3 separate regions of the Homo sapiens genome follow, and regions 1 and 3 are each linked to region 2. A link is an interaction called in ENCODE POLR2A ChIA-PET data of the cell type or tissue named here. Cell type or tissue: Caco-2. All regions are shown on one strand. Links, peaks and the distances in the headings refer to the core of each region. The heading gives the core; the rest is flanking DNA.

What was found. Peaks named below come from ENCODE experiments on the same cell type or tissue, not always from the same donor. Only the 100,000 strongest peaks of a DNase experiment are listed, where the experiment ranks them.
Region 1: POLR2A ChIA-PET joins it to region 2 with 5 read pairs; 4 of 35 experiments call an interaction of 5 or more read pairs at or near these places.
Region 3: POLR2A ChIA-PET joins it to region 2 with 5 read pairs; 2 of 35 experiments call an interaction of 5 or more read pairs at or near these places.

What each region holds. Positions count from the first base shown.
Region 1 is chr3:56,741,303-56,749,228 of GRCh38, forward strand. It overlaps ARHGEF3 (Rho guanine nucleotide exchange factor 3), which reads right to left. Exons shown (of 10, transcript NM_019555.3): 7 at 3,903-4,160. Among named protein-coding and RNA genes, the nearest start is that of ARHGEF3, 57 kb to the right of the region's middle. In Caco-2, for the core only: no CTCF peak of the experiment used is centred there; no DNase peak of the experiment used is centred there.
Region 2 is chr3:57,193,056-57,200,981 of GRCh38, forward strand. HESX1 (HESX homeobox 1) reads right to left here and starts at 6,923. Exons shown (of 4, transcript NM_003865.3): 1 at 6,707-6,923; 2 at 5,698-5,897; 3 at 5,336-5,437; 4 at 4,783-5,240. The coding sequence starts at 6,863. The coding sequence ends at 5,142. RefSeq lists an enhancer at 6,616-7,213. In Caco-2, for the core only: no CTCF peak of the experiment used is centred there; a DNase peak (open chromatin) is centred at 4,046; H3K4me3 peaks cover 1,331 bases.
Region 3 is chr3:56,956,724-56,964,649 of GRCh38, forward strand. It overlaps ARHGEF3-AS1 (ARHGEF3 antisense RNA 1), which reads left to right. Exons shown (of 3, transcript NR_046572.1): 3 at 3,857-4,131. It also overlaps a transcript of ARHGEF3 not described here. Among named protein-coding and RNA genes, the nearest start is that of ARHGEF3-AS1, 21 kb to the left of the region's middle. In Caco-2, for the core only: no CTCF peak of the experiment used is centred there; no DNase peak of the experiment used is centred there.

The DNA of each region.
Region 1 (7,926 bases), core at 1,492-6,491, 450 kb before region 2:
AGCCTCCCGTGTAGCTGGGATTACAGGCATGCACCACCATGCCCGGCTAATTTTGTATTTTTAGTAGAGATGGGATTTTCCATGTTGGTCAGGCTGGTCTCGAACTCCTGACCTCAGGTGATCCGCCTGCCTTGGCCTCCCAAAGTGCTGGGATTACAGGCATGAGCCACTGCTCCTGGCCTCTACATTGGTTCTTTTTTTTTTTTTTTTTTTTTTTTTTTGAGATGGAGTCTTGCCCTGTCGCCCAGGCTGGAGAGCAGTGGCAATCTCGGCTCACTGCAAGCTCCGCCTCCCAGGTTCACACCATTCTCCTGCCTCAGCCTCCCAAGTAGCTGGGACTACAGGCGCCTGCCACCACGCCCAGCTAATTTTTTGTATTTTTAGTAGAGACGGGGTTTCACTGTGTTAGCCAAGATGGTCTCGATCTCCTGACCTCTTGATCTGCCCGCCTTGGCCTCCCAAGGTGCTGGGATTACAGGCGTGAGCCACCGCGCCCAGCTTTGCATTGGTTCTTGAGAGAGATTTATTTTGCAGAATTTCAGGGAGGCATAAAGTTACATACAGTAGGCTGCCAATAGCCAGTCAACAGTCACAGTAGTTGCCCATTTAAATTAAATTTATTGTTGCATCTCTCACTGGGTTCAAACTGAAGGAAGGGACTGGTAAAGGGAGATGATGAGAGATACCTGGTAACAGTACAGAGATTAAGCTCACATGTGCTGGACTCATCATCCTCAAAGTGGACTCTGAAAGCCCTGACTGTCTGGTCCCTTGTGCCATGATACTCACTGGCTCCTGCCATGAACCAAGAATAGCAGTCTTCACGGCTGTTGCATCAAAAGCAGGACTGTTTTTCCCACTGATTTCAGTGATTTTTTTTTTTTTTAGGAGTTGAGAAATAGTGGTGAGGTGGGGGGAAGGGATGCTCTGCAGGATCATTTTCTGGCCGAAAAATTCTTAGAATTTAAAACACTAAACAACCAAGTTCTCTGGAATATCTGAATATCCAAACTCCTATTTTAAGAAGTTCTCTTTTGAGAAAAATTTTTATCAACCCTCAAAGCATTATTATGAAATTCTAATAAAGATGTGGTAATTTAGGCACTGCATTAAAGGCAAGACCTCTTTTTAGATCTAATCATAGGTATGAATGCAATCAACTCTCTTGGAACGGAAGCAATTTACTTAGCGCTCTCTGATTTTTCCCTTTTCATTGATGGGAAATTTATTCATGGGATATTTGTCAAGCTATATTGGTGCTTGTTTTATGTTTTATGTTTATCAAACATTCATAATGCACCCAAGAGTACAGGGCTAAATAATTCTGTTCATGTGGGGTAATGAATGCTATGAGGATTCTGTAAAGGGAAAAAAAAAATCCTGTGCGTATACTGTGTAAGTAGGCATTTGGAAGACTTGCTTTGCAGACATTTTCAAATGCAGGTATACCATGTTTCATGCACAGATCTGCCTGAATAACTAGATGCAGAGTGAACTTTTGAAAACAGCTTCATACTTTATGCACTAGGAAAACTGGTTACTGGCACATCATTTTGAATTACACACAATCATATTCTTATCTGTTTTTAAATTCAAACTTTAGCTCACTGGGTATTTTTTAAAAAAACAGAACAGTATTCTTTCATGCTCCATATTAAAAAGAAATCTTTACAGTAACTCAGAACAGGCTCCCATGCTTCAAAAAAGTCATGACTTTGAGTAGCTCATGCTCCCTGTTGTTTTTATTCCTGCAGACCACACACTTGCTGGGATGAAATATGGAAAGGAGGCAACTCTATCGCACTCTTCCCAGTAATAAAAACAGACATGATGAAGTGAGATGGGCCTCAACCCCAGCGACTGCGTCCCCCATCTGTGCTGGACTGGGGGCCTGATCTCTGTGTTGGGCCTGCCAGATACATTGAATACCTCATGAATCAGAAGAGGGTCCTTTATTCTTCTTTTCTATCCTACTTGGAGGCACCCAGCCCAGTTCTGCACCAGTGAGGCTGGTGACCAGACAGCTCTCCACAATTACAAAGGCAACAGAAACTCAAAGTAGTGGGCAGGCTTTCTGCATCAAGGTATAGAATCATAAAGAAGTTGAAGGGCACAGGATTTGGAGTCTACACTGACAGGGTTTGAACATCAACTGCATCACTTGCTGGCTGTGGACCTGGGCAAGCTATTTAACCCCTCTAAGCCTCATCTGGAAAATGGTCCTAATAAGAACAGCTATCTCCTAGGCTGTTGTGACGGTTAAATGAGATACATAACCTATGAGGCAAATTACATAAAGTTGATTTACTAGATACTCAATGCCAGCAATTATTACCATGATTGTTGTTACTACTACTTATTATTAAACCCCTATCTGGGAGGAAATAGGCAGTTTGCTCAGCAGGTTCAAGGTTTCTGATTTTCAAATTACCTATGCATATCCTCCTTCTATTATTGTCCCAGATTAAATCAGAAAATGAGCCCTTTGAATGGTCTGCTAGCCTCTATCCCCACTGCCACCTCCTTGATCAGGTTTTCACACCTGGACAGCATCCTCCCAACTTGCATCCCTATCACCAGTCTCTTCCTCCTCAGTCCCTTGTTCTACCAAGAGTATGTGTCCAAGGTTACAGAGCTTGTAAATGATGGAGCTGGGATTTGAATCCTGAATCCCAGCTACTTAGAAACCAACCAACAAACAAAAAAAAAACTTCAATTAATTGCATGACAAAGGAAAAAATCTCTTAAATTGATATTTAAAAACCTCTATAACCAGATCTGAACCCACATCCTCTGTCTTCTCTCCTGCTGCTTTCTCAGAGGACCCCTAACCCCAGGCCAACTGATCCATGATATTCCCCAGGCACGACCTGTCCTGTCATTTCCTTATACCTTTGCTCAGGCCACCCGCTCCCCGTGGCCTGCCATCTGCCATCTCTACCATGCAGAGTACCTCAACCAGAACGGTGCTCTCTGGGTGGAATGCTCACAGTTTACAATATTCTCATGATGTGCACCCCATTTTTCCTCGTCTTCTATTGCTGCTAGGGAAAAATATATATTTCCCAGATTACCCAGCCCACACTCAATAAACCTTTTTTTTTTTTTTTTTGAGACAAGAGTCTCACTCTGTTGCCCAGGCTGGAGTTGCAGTGGCGTGATCTCAGCTCACTGCAACCTCCACCTCCCAGGCTCAAGCGATTCTTGTGCCTCACCTTCCTGAGTAGCTGGGATTATAGGCATATGCCACCTCGCCCAGCTAATTTTTTTTTTTTGTATTTTTAGTAGAGACAGGGTTTTGCTTTTTTGGCCAGGCTGGTCTTGAACTCCTGGCTTCAAGTGATCTGCCCACCTCGGCCTCCCAAAGTGCTGGGATTACAGGCATGAGCCATCGTGCCTGGCCCACACTCAACAAACATTTGCTGAGTGAGGATCCCACTAGTGAGCAGGAGGTTTGACAAGGCAAGCCACTGTAATCGGGGGCTAAATGGAGCTAGATTTTAAATGGATGTCCACTTCACAAATGAGTTTTGGGGCTAGGCTAAAAGGCAACTTACTATTTTCTAACTAAACAAAATTTAAAATATACACAAAGATCTTGTCCCTCACAGACAGCAACTGTAACACCAGATTAGAGTCACCTGTATAAAATTAAGAATTTTACTAAGGGACCTTACAGCGTGTTTCATGTAAGCACTGCATTTTACAGTTTAGGAAACTGAGGCAGAAAGATGAGAAGTGACTTGCAAAATCAAAACATGGTTGATGGCAGTGCCAGGCCTGGAACCCAAGATTCCTGAGTACTAAGTACCCAGGGACTCTTCCATTCACCCACTGACCCAATCCACCAGCCATTATGGTGGAAATAACAAGAAGAGAGAGAAGGAAACAGACAAACTTACAGCTTCTTCCAAGTGCTGCTGATCTGGATTATCATTTGGTGTGTGCCTCAAGATTTCTCGGAGAAGCAGAGGGTATTTTACCAGGCGGCTTCTTGGAATATCGAGGAAATTCCAGAGATCTAGTTTGCGGCTAAAGGGGGATTCTAAACATCGCTGTAGGAAATCCTGGACTCGGTGATCTTGCTTTTTGTGGTCCAGCAGAGCTTTGGCGGCTACTTGATTGCTGCAGTAGCTATCATAGGAGCTGAGGCAAGGGAGCTAAGAAGGAAACAGAAAGAGAAGGTTGGAATGTCAAAATAATTGAGCTCTGAGGCTACGGTGGCATCATTTATTGGGACTGAACAAACACCTAACTGGTCTCTGGGTCTGGCTGACATTCCTTTATCTGCATGGCTGGAGGAAACTAGTGGAATCTTCAACATGGCAGGCAGTGGACAATTTTCTTAGGCTCTGGCTTGCTTTCACAAAGCAATTTTTTTTTTTTTGAGACGGAGTCTCGCTCTGTCACCCAGGCTGGTGTGCAATGGCACTATCTCGGCTCACTGCAAGCTCCACCTCCCGGGTTCACGCCATTCTCCTGCCTCAGCCTCCTGAGTAGCTGGGACTACAGGCGCCCGCCACCATGCCCGGATAATTTTTTGTATTTTTAGTAGAGATGGGGTTTCAACGTGTTAGCCAGCATAGTCTCCATCTCCTGACCTCGTGATCCGCCCGCCTCGGCCTCCCAAAGTGCTGAGATTACAGGCGTGAGCCTGTACAATACTATGTAACGAACAATTTAAGCTTAAAGACTTTGGAACATTTAACCTTCACTGCCTTCATTCTAGCAAAATGCTAATTTCTCTGACACATCCCATCAGTCACACTGTGCAAATACCATGTCAGAGATTCAACGGAAAAGGCTTCTCATCCACTTTTTCTGCCTTGGTGTTCTAATCTAAGAGCTATCAGCCTCCAGAAAGTTACCAGAAGCAATCAAATGCAGCCAATGGCCTAACTGCTTTTGTTTCTTTCTCTTGTACTAGGAAGCCCTAGTCCCTTGTAACACCTGCTCTTCAGAGGGATTCAGTGCAAGACACTGGCAAAGGAGTGTCTTTCATTTCTGTATCCTCACTACTTTGCATTGGGCCTACTATATGGCAGACACTCTGTGTTCTGAATGAACAAATAAATGCATGTTTAATGGATTACAAGATTAGGTAATATTTGATGGTTTGTGAACCTTGCTTAAAAATAAAGTATGGCGGCCAGGCGCAGTGGCTCGTGCCTGTAATCCCAGCACATTGGGAAGCCGGGGCAGGCGGATCACGAGGTCAGGAGTTTAAGACCAGCCTGGCCAGCATGGTGAAACCCCATCTCTACTAAAAATACAAAAATTAGCCAGGCATGGTGGCACACACCTGTAATCCCAGCTACTCAGGAGGCTGAGGCAGGAGACTCTCTTGAACCCGGGAGGCAGAGGTTGCAGTGAGCCGAGATCATGCCACTGCTCTCCAGCCTTGGCAACAGAGTGAGACTCTGTCTCAAAAAAAAAAATAAATAAATACATAAAAATAAATAAAGTATGGCAGCATCTGAAACTTTAAATACTCTGCTGCAGCTTTTACACCTCTTATTGAAATTATTTCCTCAGTGACTGAAACCATAAAAAGGATACCAGGAAAGTAATATTTTACAAGCTTACTATTGAGCTTAACATTCCTTTGAAATGTCTACCTTCCTTACATGTTATTAAAAATCTCTACTTGTGTTAAAGAGTTGCAGACATTTTTTCCCTCAACCTTATATTTGTGTAAGTACTAGCTATTATTATTTGAAAGTAATGATAATTGGTACTTATACATGCGCGCACACACACACAGAGAGAGAGAGAGAGAGAGAGAGAGAGAGAGAACCCAAACGTGGTACTGTGGCTTGTAATTTAGACTTTCAGAGTTAATTAAAAAGGGCCTCAGGCCCTCTTCATTTAATTTCCACTTCCTCACCTTTTAAAAAGATCTGGAAATGCCCAATGTTTTCATTAGGAAGAAACAAATCAGCAGTAACCATTGGATGTAAACTAGTGAGGAACCTCGACCACACTGCTGCTCACTGTCCAATGGGCCACTGCTCCCTGTGATCCTGCTGCCCTGCTACCATGGCAACCAAATGGGGCTCTGGTCCTGTGCTCTCACCTGACAGGGTGCTCATTTCCTGGGCATGACCTGAAAGGCTATCTGGTTCAGTCACCGGCTAGGAGAGGCCCCAAGTGATCTTTAACTACACAGGGTGAATAATGTACAAGATCTGGTTCTCAAATACAGACACTCCCTTATTCAGAATGAGAGGTGAAAATGCAGTTAAAGAGACTAGGCCGGGTGCGGTGGTTCACGCCTGTAATCATATTACTTTGGGAGGCACTTGAGGTCAGGAGTTTGAGCCCAGCCTGGGCAACGTGGCAAAATCCCGTCTTTACTAAAATATATAAAAATTAGCCGGGCATAGTGGTGCATGCCTGTAATCCCAGCTTCTTGGGAGGCTGAGTCACAAGAATCGCTTGAACCCAGAAGCCAAAGGTTGCAATGAACTGAGATCACATCACTGCACTCCAGCCTTGGCGACAGAGAGAGACTGTCTCGGAAAAAAGGACAGACTCAGTAATAGGGAGAATCAGGTTCAAAGCCTAACTCACACAGCTGTCAGTGACTCTTCCAAGCCTCAGTGTCTCCACCTACAAAATGTATATACTAATGTCCCCCTCTCCCTTAATGAGGTAAAGCATACAAAATGTGTAGCATGGAGCTTGGCTTCTGATATAGAATCAGTAAGTACTAGCTATTATTACTTGTCCCAAGAAGTTCTTTGTTTTCGAGATAGGGTCTCCCTTTGTTGCTCAGGTGGAGAGCAGTGGCATGATCATGGCTTACTGCAGCCTCTTCTTCCCAGGCTCAAACAATTCTCCCTCCTCAGCCTCTCAAATAGCTAGGGCTACAGGCATGCACCACCATGCCAGCTAATATTTTTTTTGTAGAGACAGGGTTTCGCCATGTTGCCCAGGCTGGTCTCCAACTCCTGGGCTCAAGAGATCCACCCGCCTCAGGCTCCCAAAGTGCTGGGATTACAGACGTGAGCCACTGTGCTTGGGCCCTAGAATATTTTTATTGAAGAAACTGTCGTTTAGAGAACCAAAGCTACTTGCTCAGCTGGAGACAAAACGAGAGTCTGAAGCTTGTTCTTGCTTCCCCTTTACCCTCAGAGTTCTGAACTATTCACCATCTCTTTATTAAATAGACTATCAAGAATTTATAAGGGAAACTCACTTTTTAAAGAAGTTCTTTTATCCCCCTAATATTGTGAAAAAATCTATTTTTTTTTTTTTTTTTGCTTCCATGTACTCTGGCTCTTTCCTGGGAATTAAAATTTAGTGAGACAACAAATTAACATGAGAACTTTCTGCCTTGGAGAGCTTATAAAGTATTTCATCATTGAAAAAACGTTGGCATAGAGATAAGTCACTTGGGAAGTTGTTTCTTTATGCTAGGGAAGGCTTACTCAAACAGGCTGACCCATTAGGGAGCGGGGACACTGATTCTCAGTAACCGGGGTAGTTCCCTGAAAAAAAGCAACCACTCTGTTTAAGGTCTTCAAAGTAAAAGTAATTGATTCATTCTAAGGTCAAAAGGACTGGCCAGGGCTGTCCCACTTGGAAGGCTCACTTGTTTAAAAGGGTTCCCCCCCACCCCCCTTTTTTCCTTTGCGGAGAAAATAAATCAATTTTTCATGGGTCGAATGGGACTCTTCTCATCCAAAGTCCACTAAGATGTTTATTTTGTTCTGTTAAAAATACAAGAACTCAAACATATGTACCCCTAGGTTTACTGTTCCCACTCAGACGGACACATCTGCAGTTAAAAGAGGAAAAACATTTAACAGCTTGTCAGGCCTGATAAATAAGGGCCATTTCTCACGAAGTCTGGCAACAACGGGCCAGTTGTTTAATTTTAGGCTGCTCTTCAAGATCCAAGTCCTCATTTGATGTCTGAAG
Region 2 (7,926 bases), core at 1,417-6,416:
TTTTTAGTAGACACGGGGTTTCACCATGTTGGCCAGGCTGGTCTCAAACTCCTGACCTCAAGTGATCTGCCCATCTTAGCCTCCCAAAGTACTGGGATTACAGGTGTGAACCACCATGGCTGGCTAATTTTTTAATTTTTTGTAGACCTCGGTCTCACTATGTTGCCCAGGCTGATCTTGAACTTCTGGCCTCAAGCGATCATCCTGCCTTGGCCTCCCAAAGTGCTGAGATTACAGGTGTGAGCCACCATGCCTGGCCTCCACAAATTTCTGATGGCAATTTCAGGGAAAAAGGACTTAAATCTAGTGATTGTTGTTACATCTTAATAAGGTTTAAAATACAAAAAAAAAAAAATCTTAATGAGGCTTAATATTTATACAGGTAAGGATGTACATATTATCTAGACAAAATGCCATTTATATATAGAGAAAATATTATTTCCAAAAAATTATTGGGACTTAAGTAATTATTGATTACTTTAGGTATCAAACACTCAGACTTTTAATCCCATCCCCCTACTCCCACCCAACCCTGCCAAAAAAAAAAAGTGGAAGGAAGGAAGAAAGGGAGGAAGAAAAGAAAAATGTAGTACATGTTTCTAGCTATTAGCATCACAGCCAGTAACTCCATCTACTGGAAGGCTTAAGAGGAAGAGGCAACTCTGGAGTCAGGCAGAACTTGGTCTGAATTCTGGCTGAGCTGCTTCAGCTGTGTGGCCATGATCAAGTCATTTAATCTGTGTCCTTCAATCAGCTCATCTGTAAAATGGGGTAATAATAATCATAATAAAGGCCCGGCGTGGTGGCTCATGCCTGTAATCCCAGCACTTTGGTAGGCTGCGGTAGGCAGATCTCTTGAGGTCAGGAGTTTGAGACCAGCTTGGCCAACATGGAGAAACCCTGTCTCTACTAAAACTACAAAAATTAGCTGGGTATGGTAGCGCACGCCTGTAGTTCCAGGTACTTGGGAGGCTGAGGCAGGAGAATCGCTTGAACCCAGCGGGTGGAGGTTGCAGTGAGCCGAGATCATGCCGCTGCACTCCAGCCAGGGCAACAGAGTAAGACTCCATCTCAAAAAAAAGAATCATCATCATAATAAAAATATCTGATGCTAGGTTTTCTTATTTGTAAAGTGGATTGCCTATATTCACTTTGCAGAGTGACTGTGAAAATTAAATGGGAATATTCATGTGAAGAACCATATTGCATAGCTCATGGTGGACACTTAGTCCATTTGGGCTTCTATAACAAAAATGCCACAGACTGGGCAGCTTATATACAACAGAAATTTATTTCTCACAATTCTGGAGGCTGTGAAATCCAAGATTAAAGCATAGGCAGAAGAAGTGAGTCTAATGGGGTGTAGAGTGTTGAGAGCCACCAGGAGCTGCCTTGTGCTGTGGACTGATGTTCCAACAGGAGTCAGAACAGTCAAAATGACCATGAAAGGTATCCAAAGACTAACTTTGGAGGGGGTTTTATTCCTATGGGGCTCAGTGAAATGGAGATAGCAAGTCACCCTTTGTCAGAATGTGAGTTGAGTTCCATATTGAGAAAATTGAGCAGTTCCCAGCTCTCTGCTGGGAGGAACAAGGCCCAGGTTGATGCTCTGTGCTGGGTTTGGTAATGGGAGATTTATGCCATTCGTGTGATGTGTGATAAGATGCAGGAGGTGAAAGCGGCTATGAACACTGATTAACTCAAAAGTTGACCACCAGCACACACAGCCATTGTTTCCAGCAGCACTCTTTAGTGATGGGCTTTGTCTGGCTGGCTTCACAAAAGACAAATGCCATTACAGGAGACCAAATAACCTTATTTAGGCAGTTGTCAGATAATAGAGACGCTCCAGGTATTAGCCTGACTGCATTAGCTTGATTTGTTACTACTGTTCACCTTGTCTTGAGCATTAATGGAGACAAAAGGCCTAGAATTACCAGGAACAGAGATAAGCTGTGGATTAGAGCCTACGTGTTTTGAGGGAAAGATAATTCTATCTCGGGTTTTCCTTTCCATTTTCATTTTGCTTGATTTTTCCCGAGTCCAATTTTCCCCCTGAATATCATTATATTCTCTCCAAATTTCTAGCAATTGTAATTCCAAAAATGTTACTGATTCATTATTTCTTTTAACAAGATCAGCCTTTATCTTTAGATTTTTAAAAAAGATTTTAGGGGAAATACACTAGCAATCTTTTCTATTACCCTGCTTCTTGAGTATTCTTATATATTATGAACTTGCTTCACAAAAGTTATAATAGAACTTATATTGTTATTAGTATCAAAAAATATAAAAAAATAGGCATATTACATTTATAGTTATTTATTTAATATTATAAATTCTTGTTTTAATTTTTCTGACTTATAAATGTTTCAGTTATAAATATATCATTTCTATTATAAATGATTTCAGTTATACATATGTAGCTTCAGTTATAAATATATAAGTTCAGTTGTAAACACAATTTATTTCAATTATAAATAAAATTGAATTTTAGGGCCACATAAATCAGTTATATAAAATTGTCATTGGAAAATACTGAGACAATGATGGTCTAGGGTTATGATGTTTCTCTCCTCACCAGACTTTTTAGAGGTATGCCAGTTTTTATAATTAAAAAAAAACTTAAGTGCATTCTTAGTTGTCAATCGATATCTGTGATGGTGTTTCATTTTTTTCTAGATTCTATCATTTTGCACAGAATCTTTACATTCCTCAGAGATTTGGGAATTAGGTTTAATTGTAGAAATTCTAGATAAACTATGATTACTCTGAAAAATCTCAATTTATGAAAAGCACTACTTCAAAAATACTTTAATATTAATATTAATAATGTGGAATATTTTCTTATTGTGTATAAGACTTGAAATCTTATCCTAAACCAAGCAGACGTTCAGGAGACAGAGCTATAATTCTGACATGGCAGGATGTCAGAGAGACGCAAAACTGAATATCAAGTGTGATCACATTTTAAAAAATAACAGCAAAAACAACAAATATGTGTGTGTGTACATATATAAAGATGTTTTTGTGATACACAAAAAGATCTTAAAGATGTTTAATGATGGTTATCTCTGAAGGATGAGATTCAAGGGGGATTTTACTCTATTTCTATACTGCTTATATTGTTTGCAGAATACAGAATGACAATAAATTTGGAATTAAAATAAAAGCTTACCCATCATGTGACACATTCCCCTCCAACCCACTCCTCCAGAGCCTACTCCTGGTAACTTCCAGTCTTTCAATTTAACATAATTTCATAATAACCTAATGGAGAACAAAGAAAACTCTTTGTGGATAAATTTGAACTAATACATTTCATAAATAGTGCTTCCAATTTTTATATGAATGGAAGCAGCTCTTTATATTGGAAAAAGTGGCTCAGTCTTTTTTGGAAAACATGTAATGCCTATGTTCTTCCTAACTACCCTGTTGCCCTTCTTTTCCTCCTCCCTCTCCATCTCAGCAACAGTGGAATAGAATAAGCACGCTTATTGTTGACCAATTGTTGGGACACATAGCTCTCAACCTCAAATGTGCTCTCAGTAAATAATTTTAAAAAGCTCTAAAATCTGAGTCATGCTGCGTTTCCTTAGAAATAATATGCAAACTCCCTCTAGTCTTTTATATATAAAAAATAGTGATTATAGATTCAATAATTCAATGAGAACCTTCCACCTTGATCATCACTGGGACATCAGAAAGGACAGAGGACAGAAAGAAAAGAGAAGCAAGGGAGAATTCAATTCAAATGGACAAAGCTGAAATTTGGCTTCCAGTGGACAAAGTCAGAGTCTTAAGCTGACATTTCAAAAAAAAAAAAAAAAAAAAAAAACCACCCACTGAAGTCTTCCATTAACTGGAAAACAAATGCCCAGATTTCCAGCCGAGAGGGCTCCCTTCTTGTTATATATCTTATCCTATTCTCATCTTTTTTTTTTTTTTTTTTTTTTTTGAGACGGAGTCTCGCTCTGTCGCCCAGGCTGGAGTGCAGTGGCGCGATCTCGGCTCACGGCAAGCTCCGCCTCCCGGGTTCACGTCATTCTCCTTCCTCAGCCTCCGGAGTAGCTGCGACTACAGGCGCCCGCCACCGCGCCCAGCTAATTTTTTGTATTTTTTTAGTAGAGACGGGGTTTCACCGTGTTCTCGATCTCCTGACCTCGTGATACGCCCGCCTCGGCCTCCCAAAGTGTTGGGATTACAGGCGTGAGCCACCGCGCCCAGCCCCCCATCTTTAATTGGCAGGTAAAATGGGAAAATGGGAAATGAAAACACATAGTTTTTGTTACTTAGAAAGCACCTTGATTATTTCCAGTGACTATGTCAGAGCACTTACAAAAGGTGGGTCAGTTATCCTACCTTCTCAGTCAACTTAATATTGCAGTTGATTAGAAATCATTTAAACTGGAAATAGATATAAGCTACATGATCACTATCACTAATGAATGAAAGTAAAGTACAAAATTAAACTAGAAAACTATTTAAAATTTTGCATTTATTTGCTGCTTACTTCTTTTGTGCAATTCAATACCAATGGTATAAATATGATAGCTGATGCTTGTATATTTCTACTTTGGCATAATGACTTTGCTTGGAAAAAAAACTTGAAACTAACATACTGTAAGAATTTGTTCTGATAAATGGTGAGAAATTCTCACTGCTTTATGCTATAAATCAAGAGAAGTTGAAGATTCATGAATAAATCATAATTTATAATATAGTGAAGCATAATTATGTTTCAAAATGTGCATGGAAGAAACTAATGAAAACAACTCACACTTTTGTTCTTCAGATTATTTTACTTGAAATACTTTATAATTAGAATCCAGCTTGTGGAATCACTTAGTCATGAGTCTATTGATTTTAACAAACTAATTTATTAGATTAATTTGGCTTACTTAAAAAATAGCAATCTTTTCTGAAAATGTTTATTAAAATATATATAAAAGGTCTTTACTATAACTAAAAGTGCCCAAATATGTACCATGCTATAATAGTATTTACAATATATTTTCAGAAAAAATGACAATATTCAGATTAAATGCAGGAAAGAAAACATCACATTTTAACACTTAATATTTCCACTGATTCTTCATGCTCTGCAATTAGAAGATAATTTCACTTGTTTAGTTTTCTATCTATTCCAGCAGATTTGTGTTGAAATTTTTTTTCGCCATTAGAAACTGTGATTCTCTATGGGACCTTTTCAGTTTTGCACGCCGATTTTGAAACCAAATCTAAAGTTAAGGAAAAATAAAATAGGTCTCAGAAACATTATTTTATTATTCTTAACATTTCAACATCATGAATAACAACTAAATTTGAAAATTACCTGGATTCTGTCTTCCTCTAGATTCAATTTTTGAGCTAAGTCTTCTCTAATATCGATACCAGGATAGCAGTTTACTCTAAAGACATTTTCTAACACTTCAATCTAAGAAAAAAAAATGTTGATATTCAGTATGTCTCCAAAAATGAGCTTTAATTTCTAGAGTAAAATGACTACATTTAAATCTTGGCAATTAATCTGGATGCCTTTTTAAAAATGATTACCTGGAAATTGTTAAAATATGGTAGTCTACTGTTTCATTAATAAGGCTTCTAAACTGAGATACCAAAGTGAGTGGGCTTTTGCTCAACTTGGTGTCAATTAAAGCCTTTATATTATCATTATTGGGTGAAAAAACTTCCCACCTGGTTTTGAGTAAAAGCAGTTCTTGGTCTTCGGCCTCTATACCAACTCAACTCTCTTTTCAAAGACAGTCTTTCTGAGGCTGAAAAGTAATTTTCATATTTCGAAGCTCTTTCTTCTGGCATTGGGTGATCCACCACGCTAGGGAATGAAATCCCACTGGGAGGATTTGGGACATGTAGACATAAGTTACCATCTTTCCCTAAAAACAAAAAAATAAGCCCTGTCTTAGATGGTCAATCTTATGTTCCACAAAGTTCTATAGAGGTAGTTTCAGGAACTCATCTTTCATTTCCTAGTGGAATTCTGGGGTTCACAAGAGAATTGCACCCCGTTAACCAAAAACCAATAAAAAATGAAGATCCTGTCTTGGTAATCCTGCCTCTTTGGTCTCTGAATGTCGTTTATTTTTCAGTGAAAAGAGATTTCAAATATCTGATGTGTCAAACAGGGAGAGATCTTCTGAAGTAAATGCAGGTTCTTGGGATTTCCTGTGAGTGAATTTATCCACTTTGCTCAATCCAAAGCTGATATTCTTTTAATTTCCCATAGGACTCAGTTGGAGGCATTAAAAGTCCTAGACTCTGGCTGGGCGTGGTGGGTCATGCCTGTAATCCTAACACTTTGGGAGGCTGAGGCAGGCGGATCACCTGAGGTCAGGAGTTCGAGACTAGCCTGACCAACAGGGTGAAACCCCCCTCTACTAAAAAATACAAAAATTAGCAGGCCATGGTGGTGCATGCCTGTAATCCCAGCTACTTGGCAGGCTGAGGCAGGAGAATCGTTTGAACCCAGGAGGCGGAGGCTGCAGTGAGCCAAGATTATGCCATTGCACTCCAGTCTTGGCAACAAGACCAACACTCTGTCTCAGAAAAAAAAAAAAAATAATAAATAATAATAATAAATTAAATTAAAGTCCTAAACTCTAGCTCTATGTAGTATGAAATAAAGGGCAAATTAAACACTGTAAATGAAATAACAAAGAATTGAAACAATTAAGCTGTGGCATACCTGATGAGCTGCAGGTGTCTGCCCAGGGCCTGTGGGGTTTCATTAATGGAACACAGTCTTTCTTCTGGTCCAGTCCTAAGATTCTCTCAATTGAAAAGGAGCAAGTTGAGGGTTTGTTTTCCCCGAGCTGAGCGCCTTCCTGAAGGCTGGGAGACATCCTCTCGTGGTCTGCACAGAGCAACAGCTCTGGCCTCTGCTGGCTCTGCCCCACGTGTATAGGGCTGGGATCTTCCTGCAGTTCACCTTATAGCTCCGCTGACAAGGGGGCTGGATTTAGAACGTCACTAATTAAAATCCTGTCTTAGAAAGTTTTAGCATGTCAATGAACACTTGCCCAGCCAGCAGCTTAAGGAGTTAATTGTTTATTTGTTTGCAAGTAATTAGCAACTAATGGCTACACCAGGGGGGCCACCTACAGGGACAAAAAGTGTTATCTCTCCTAAGCAGAACACAGACTTAACTTTCTCTAAAGAAGTGATGCACAAATGTGGCACTTATCTTTTATTTGAAATCATTAATGTATAAAATCAAGCTTTTTATTCTGAAGTTTATACTTTCATGGGCTCCAGTTACCTAAACATACAGGCAAGATACGAGAGCAGTCGAGTAATAAATAATCTAATTTAAGTAAATTTTCTTCCAAGGAAATGGGAAAAAATAATAATCTCTTAATGCTATTACAGTAATTCTGATGAAAATGCCTGTTTTTCATATGCATATGTAATAGGGAATGTTGTCAATGAAAACACAATAGTATTTGGAGTGCAGCATAGTGGAAAAGGTTGGCAATGTTATTAACATGGAGTGTAATTGTCTTCCAAGTGCCTGGATTAATTCATAGGAACAGTTGCACCAAGTATTTTAAATAATTAATGGGCTAATTCCTTTCCTTCCTCTTTTCTTTTAAATGAGAGAGATACATGTTTATATGAAGGTTCATATGTAATCACCTTCAAGCAACTTAGAAGCATGACTACTTAAAGTGAATAATTTCTCTATCACAGTTATTTCAAAGAAAAGAACATAGTTTGCTTTCTAAAGAAAAATTTCCGTCTGTTGATCTTTTGAGGGATGGGCAGAGGATGGAGTCTTTCAAGATGGTAAGGCTTATGAAAATAACCAAGAACAGAATGTTTTAATTTCATAATCCTAAGAAAACTTGAAATTAAAATTAAAGTATAACTGCTGATTGGGAAGATTTTGAACTGGCTGTTCCCCCC
Region 3 (7,926 bases), core at 1,492-6,491, 240 kb before region 2:
ATGACCATTGTTGGAGCAGAAGGGGAGCAATACTGAAGGGAGGATGGATAGGGCAAGCACTGAAAACAAAGGCCTTCAAAAAGGCTAACTTGCTCACAAGAGATCTAATTTCTCTATAGTTCAAAATTGACTGTTAATGTCAGCTATTCCAAAGTGCATACAATCTACTTGGTCAACAAGGGATTTCATGATCAATGACTTCGGGAAATGCTACAAACTCCACCAGTTCTCCTTATGGAGTCTCCACGTACATCAACACTTCAAAGGCTCTGAGAAGCCCTGCAGTAGCGAGCATATTTAGTTTAATACACTCAGTATGTCCCAAATAGATCTGACCACACAAGCCTTTTGTACTTAATGGTTATGATCACACAACTGGATACACTTTGAGAAATGGAGATCCTACCCACAAAACCATAAATGACTTAGGAAGTGCATGACTTGCATTCAGTAAGACATGCACATCTATTTCAGAAGTCAACACATTTCTCTTTGTACTCAATAAAAAGCATATTGTAACCTGAGCTAAAATAGTTCCATGATCTATATTTATTTTTAATAAGACACTTGGAGAAAATGACTGAGATCTATACAAGATTTTAAAGTGTGAATAGAACCAGTCAGAACAGTATTAAAAAGACTAAAGACCTGAACTTGAAACGCAATCTAAAGGTAACATGTGGATGGATGCAAGAAAAGTATTTGGTATCAGATGGATGTGAGAAAGGTATTCATTCATTCCATTCATTCATCTGACAAATTAATTAAGCATACATGTGCTAGGCACTGTACTAGGCCCAGAGATACAGTAGTGAACAAGAGAGAAAGACAAGGTTGCTACACTCTTCATGCCTGAGTCTTCCAATCTTAAATTTCAGTAAGGACTAAGCACAATAGTAAGAAACTGCAGGGGTACATAGGAGATTCAGGAACTCAGATTCAGGGGGTGGTCATGAGGGCTTCTTCCAAGAGGAGGTGATGTCAAGGCTGAGACCCAGTGGGTAAAGTGTGTGGGCCCGGAGCAGTGTGTGTAGGAGTGTGGTGCTAGGCAAAGAGAGTGCTCTAGGCAGAAGGAACATGTGCAAAGGCCTGGAAGTGAAAAAGAGCTCAGAGCATTCTCTACAGATGCAAGTTTTGCTCCTGAGATTAGCGCTAGAATTCACTTTAGCACACAGCAGGACCTCCATACACTGTGGCTATTATTATTATTATCATCACTATTATGCTGAGGAAGACAACCTTGCATCAAGAAGTTCAATCTGACCCTTCCTATACCTCTATATCTCCCAAGCAAGGTTGATTGCTTTGTGCTTGGTCAAATTTTATGATTCCTAAAATCTGTTTAAAGCTTACAGACTTCTCCTTCTGGAAAACAAAGCTCCCTGTGAAGGCATAAATCTACAGATTAATAAACTCTACATTTCTGATTTCTTTTTTCCTTCATTGTACACTGGTTCCCTCCAGGTTCCAAAGAAAACAGCCCCAATGCCTGCCTCAGCAACCTTGACACTTCTTAGCTTCTTCACAAGATGCTTCCTGCAGCCCAAGACCCTCAGGGCAGGTGAATGTCAGCAGAAGCTTACTGGGCCACTTGAATTTTTTTTTTTTTTTTTTTTTTAATTTTAGACAGAGTCTCGTTCTGTTGCACAGGCTGGAGTGCAGTGGCATGATCTCAGCTCACCACAACCTCCGTCTCCTGGGCTCAAGTGATCCTCCCACCTCAGCCTCCTGAGTAGCTAGGACTACAGGCACATGCCACCGTGCCCAGCTAATTTTCATATTTTTTTTTGTAGAGTAGCAGCTTCGCCATGTTGCCTAGGCTGGTCTCAAACTCCTAGGCTCAAGCGATCCTCCCACATTGGCCTCCCAAAGTGCTGGGATTACAGACATGAGCTATCACGCCTGGCCACCACTTGGAGTTTTTACTTAACCCACAACCACTGATTCAAGTGTGACTTCCCCAAGTGGTAAAGCACAGATGCGCTCCTGATGGAGACTTTGATTAGTAAAACCAACCCTAACAGCGTCCGTTCTGGAGGCCAGAGCATGTATCCATAATAGGACATTTAACAGCAGGGGCTACCCAGGGCAACACTTACCCCTCTGAAATTCCAGGCTTTAGGAGAGGGAAACATGGGAAAGTTGTTTTGCCGCTGCCGTTTAGGCCTAGAAGAGAAAAGACAATGTATTCATTATTCAGTGGTTGGATATTCAGAGGAAGTCACTGCTTTCAAATGCAGGTTTATCAAAAAGAGAGATGCCTCAAGAAATGGCCCAAACAAGGTGGATGGAGTTTTCAACAGCTCTGCAATCTTCAGCAGCCAAATTCACCCCAAACTCCTTCTCAGTTCCCCAGCAGGAAAGTCCCAGAGTCCCTTAAAATAGCCCTTCATCTGTATAAAGTAAAATAAAATCTAACACGCAACCTGGATGCAATAAAAAAGTCAGACCAGACTCCCAATCTTTGTCTTGAATTTTCACATAGACTCAATTCCCACATGGACACTATCAGGAGATGTATAGCTTCAGCTCAGCCTGGAACTCTCCCTTGTCACACAGACATGCTGGGGAGTTCCAACAAGGGGTACATTTGAGCTCCAGGTTTTTAAAGCAACCATCAACGGGACATTTAGCCCCCGCGTAACAAGCTGAAACTGGTTTCCTCACCTGTTAACCTCTCAACATGAATCAATTTCCTTAGAGGCAGTGGAGGCAGCTTCAAGACAGACCAGCACAAAGAGACTCCAGGCACACCAGAAGCACCTTATTTCTGTCTCCTAATCAAATTTTGTAGCTGCCAATATAACTACAGGAATACCTTTTTCAATATTTTTATGGATAAATTACTCCCCTAAAACATGTGATGTCTGTCAATATGGATATTCAGATTTCATGTTTGCTGAAAAGCATCTCTGAAAAGCATCCACCTTGGACTTTTCCTGGGGCTTTAGTCACTGATGTACCAAAAGGCTGGCCAGGTGCGGTGGCTCACGTCTGTAATCCCAGCACTTTGGGAGGCCGAAACAGGCAGATCACTTGAGGTCAGGAGTTCAAGACCAGCTTGGCAAACATGGTGAAACCCCATCTCTACTAAAAATACAGAAATTAGCCAGGCATGCTGGTGGGCACCTGTGATCACAGCTACTCGGGAGGCTGAGGCAGGAGAATCGCTTGAACCCGGGAGGCAGAGGTTGCGGTGAGCCGAGATTGCACCACTGCACTCAGCCTGGGTGACAGAGCGAGACTCCATCTCAGAAACAAACAAACCCCAAAAGGTTGGTTACACAATAGTCACTTTTACCTTGACCTTTCTGCTGTAATCAGCAATAATGCAAGGCAGAAAGCATGTAGTGACCAGTGTACAGGCTTTGTGGTATGTTAGAGCTGAGTAAAAATCTTGATTGCTCTACCATACAAAAGAGATAAAATACAAGGTAATTACAATAATAGCAGCAACTAACCAATACTGAGCACTTTAAAAAGCATATGCTAATATTTTACATAGTTAATCCCATGACTCTCACCCTGTGAGTTAGGATGCATTATTGTACCCATTTTATAGATAAGAGCACTGACGCCTAGGGATATTAAGTGCTTTGATTCTGATCACACAGATGAAATTGGGATTCTGTTCTTAGTTGTCTGACCTCAAATACCATGGTGTTTATTAGCGCTGTGACTCTGAACACGAGGCTTAATTTCTTGAGCTTTGGTTTTCTTACATGCAAAACAGGGGAAATAATACCCTCTGTGTTGAGTCAAGATGAGATGAGGACTCTAACTCTGGTTCTGTCATTGCTGTTTTTACCAGCTGTCAGCGTGGTGCCCCTGTCCCCCTTTCTCTCTCAACACCTAGCTCCAAGAACAGCATTCAACCCAGGATGCAGGGCTGACACAGAAGAGCCAGGGCAACTCACCAAAACTATGGGAACTCCCACCTGATGTGCCTTTAAACCAGGCCCCCTCCTGCCTCAACCTCCTCTTCACCCACACGTAAGCAATAAAAACCCAGGCTAATAAGATCGCAAGACAGAGAACATGTGGGTGGTTATTTATGTTTCATACCCTTCTCCATTAAGTTACATGTTGGCCTAAGTCCTTCTGAAAATAAATGTCTGTTTTAAAACAAAATTTTTGGATTTCAACAATACTTCTCCCTGGATACCACTCCCTTCCCTCTCAGTCATAACTGGGCTTTGCTTTCCTAACTATTTGATGGAATTCATTGCTTCTAAAGTAACAATATATACCAGAACATTCTGAGTAAATGTGTCTTTATCTTACATGTTGCAATCCACAGAAGATCACACATAATGTCAATTATCACAATAATTAACACAGATTCAATTACAGATGTGCCCAGGACTAAGCACTTTAGGTACTCTAAGTCTCACAATAATCTTATAAGGTAGCTTATTATGTTATAATGTAAATACATGACATACAGACAGCATTATAACAGTGTTATATAACATTTTATACACAATATATTATAATGGCATTACATACATTTAAATAAATAATCTTACATCATAATTTTATATAACATTATGTAATATGATATAGTGGGAACATTGTCACTACTGCATTTTATAGATGAGATAAACTGAGGCTCAGAGAGGTTAAACCACATGCCAGAAGTCACACAGCTATTTGGTGGCCAATTTGGGATTCAAACCCAGATGTGTCTGACTCCAGATCCAGAGGATGCAGTCCCTCTCACATGAAGAGAAGTCCCCCCAAACAGGGCAAAGCATACCCCTGAAAGAAAGCTGCCTGGGGGTTCCTTGTGGGAGGGCAGCAGCTTAGCAGGGCTTCCCACCATCAGGCCTCATAGCCAAAGAAAAAGCATCAGAGCAAATCTGTCCATTCGGGATACTGTTGGGCAACTTAAGTGTCCCTGTCAGCTGGAGAAGCTGCCAGGAGACCTACCGAGAGAAGGGCTGTCCCTAATTGTTAGCTCCCACCTTCCTCTCATCCCACCACCATTCAGGCTTCCGGTCATTCACATTAGCTACAGTCCCTCTTAACAATTCTAGGCCAGGCACAAGACTCATGCCTGTAATCCCAGCATTTTGGGAGGCCAAGGTGGGAGGATCACTTGAAGGCAAGAGTTCAAGACCAGCCTGGGCAACATAGGGAAACACCATCTCCGCTAAAAATAAAAACAAATTAGCTGGGCATTGTGGTGCCTGCCTGTAGTCCCAACCACTTGGGAGGCTGAGGTAGGAAGATTGCTTAAGCCCAGAAGTTTGAGGTTGCAACGAGCTATGATCATATTACTGCCCCCCAGCCTGGGTGACAGAGGGAGACCCTGTCTCTAAAAATAATAACAAATGTTTGAAAATTATATCCTGATACCATAATAGCCTCCTGATAATTTCCTCCTTCTCCCCAGCCAAACACTACCACCCAGGTGGCTTTAATGCACAGATTCAGGGAAGGAGAACCATACTGATGAGAAGGCTTCTTGATGAAGCTGGTGAAGGATCCTAGCAGCATAAAGTGCACCATCACGGAAGCACCAACACCAGGTCCTCACCAAAGGAGGGGCCTCTCAGTCCTGGGTATATTTCTTCTATTGTAGAAGCAGTATTTTGCACAATCAGCAAAAGTCCAAGTGAGAAAATAGCACTTGATGCTGCAGGTTTCCCAGACACAAAGACACTCAGCTGAGCTTCTGAACAAGGCTTGGAGGGCGTGTCTATCGTCTGTGTCCAGCCCTCAGGCTCCTCATGTGAGCAGGCTGTGCATGGTGTACACACATGGTTACAAAGCACAGCCTTCTGTCTAGGCAGCATTTCCCAGTGTCTCACAGATGTCACAAGGATAAGTATGACCACTTCCATAGAGGGATTCACAGGAAAGCCAGGGATGGGTGAGCAGCAAGAGAGAAACTTCCAAGATTGTTGGAGGGGTTGGAGTTGGGGGGCTGCTATTGTGGAGGGAGGTTACAACCTTACAAAAGGTGGGAAAGAAAAGCCACAAGCTCCCCACCCTTGGGAAAGCTCATAATAGAAATGGAGAAATGCCCACAGTAGCAGAGAAAAATCAGCATTCAAGGTTCAGTTAGGGAATGATCTCAAATTCAAGTGTATGTGTCTGGAATCAAACAGAATAAGGTCAGCAGCAATAGGCCTTAGGGTTAGTGCAGAATTTATTTTCCCACCATGTGAAAACAAATGTGACTGTTTCTCGTCACCTTGAGAAGAGGTTTAGCGACCACTTATACAACAGCTTCTTAGTATGGGTTCAGAATTGAACATGTATTTAGACTGCTCCTGCTGTCTGCGCACTGTGTGGGGCTCAGAACATGGTGTTTAGGGAAGAGCCAGCTTGGGGTTCTAATAGTGGCTCCCTCCCTTTCTTGGTGGGGGACTTCAAGCAAGTTCCCTACTCTCTACTCCCTCTGAGCCTCCATTTTCTCATCTGTAAAGTGGGGCTAATAATCCCTTTTCACAAAATTGAAGGAATAAATTCATGTACTAAAAAAAATGGCTAGCAGGGAGTCTGGCACTTAGTAGGTACTCAAATTAGCTATTATCATTATGAGAAGACTCCTTCTTTAACCCAGTAAGGGTAAATGTTAGTTACCATTATCATTGGTGAGGCTCATATTGGAGGGCCAATGAAATTTACATCTCACTCTTAAGGACTGGGTAAAATATACACAAAAGAAAACAAAGGCTTCAATGTGTTATGAATATTTGTTTTAGATAACAACATGGCCACAAATCTGGACCTGAGGTAACCATGAAAAGAGACTTCTCTTTTCTAATTTCCTAACTCCACTTTCCCTTCTCAAAGACTACCACCTTCGTCAGCAAGTTGTATATGTTTTAAATATTTTACTGTCTGAATTCTTAACCCAGAACATCTTGCTAACGAAACTTTTTTCGTCTTTTCTCGTTTTACCTCTCTTTATCCATCAGAACAATTGTAGCATAACTAGAAAAATCAAACAGCTATATTTTTTAAGAGAAATCTGTGCCGAATGTGGTACCACCTGTGCCAGGTATTTTTATTCTGATTGAACCACTTAAGAAGATAATGGCTTCTTTCACTTAAACATCTTTTTAGTTTCTGTTTTTAGGACATAGTTGATGAGAGACTGGCAGGTGTTTAGCCAGGTGAAGACCCAATTCTTTGTGGAGAAGCTCACTGTGAAGAGGTAGTTTGCAGAATAGAAAGCTCATCACTTTGGCCTGTCTCTCTCTTGAACAAAGGGACATCCCAATAACATTTCTATGGCTCAATGAGTCACACTCAGCTTCATTCTACTCATGCCATGGCTGCAACTCCAACTCTTTATTTCCTCATAAATTACGGGAAAAAAGAATCACAGAGGCTGCATGCGGTGGCTCACGCCTGTAATCCCAGCACTTTGGGAGGCCGAGGCAGGCAGATCACCTGAGGTCAGGAGTTTGAGACCAGTCTGGAAAATATGGTGAAACCCCGTCTCTACTAAAAAAATGCAGAAATTACTGTACATGGTGGTGCATGCCTGTAGTCCCAGCTACTTGGGAGGCTGAGGCATGAGAATCACTTGAACCCGGGAGGCACAGGTTGCAGGGAGCCGAGATCGTGCCACTGCACTCCAGCCTGGGTGAAAGAGCAAGACTGTCTCAAAAAAAAAAAAAAAAAAAAAATCACAGAACCTCAGAAATGGTCAGCTGGTACAATTTCTCAGTCACTAGCTGAATCCTCTTTCCAGCAGTCCAGCTGAGAATGGCCCCTTAAAGAGAGCCCTCACCTTTGGAGAATGGGTCTGTACTCTACTCGTGGGAGCTCACCCACTAATTTGTTCACCAATATTATTGAGCAGCTACTACATGTCAGGCATGGTGCCAGACATTAGAGATCAGCAGTGGACAAGAAATTCAGTTCCTGCTTTCATGTCCTCACAGGGCATTCAGATCCACCCTG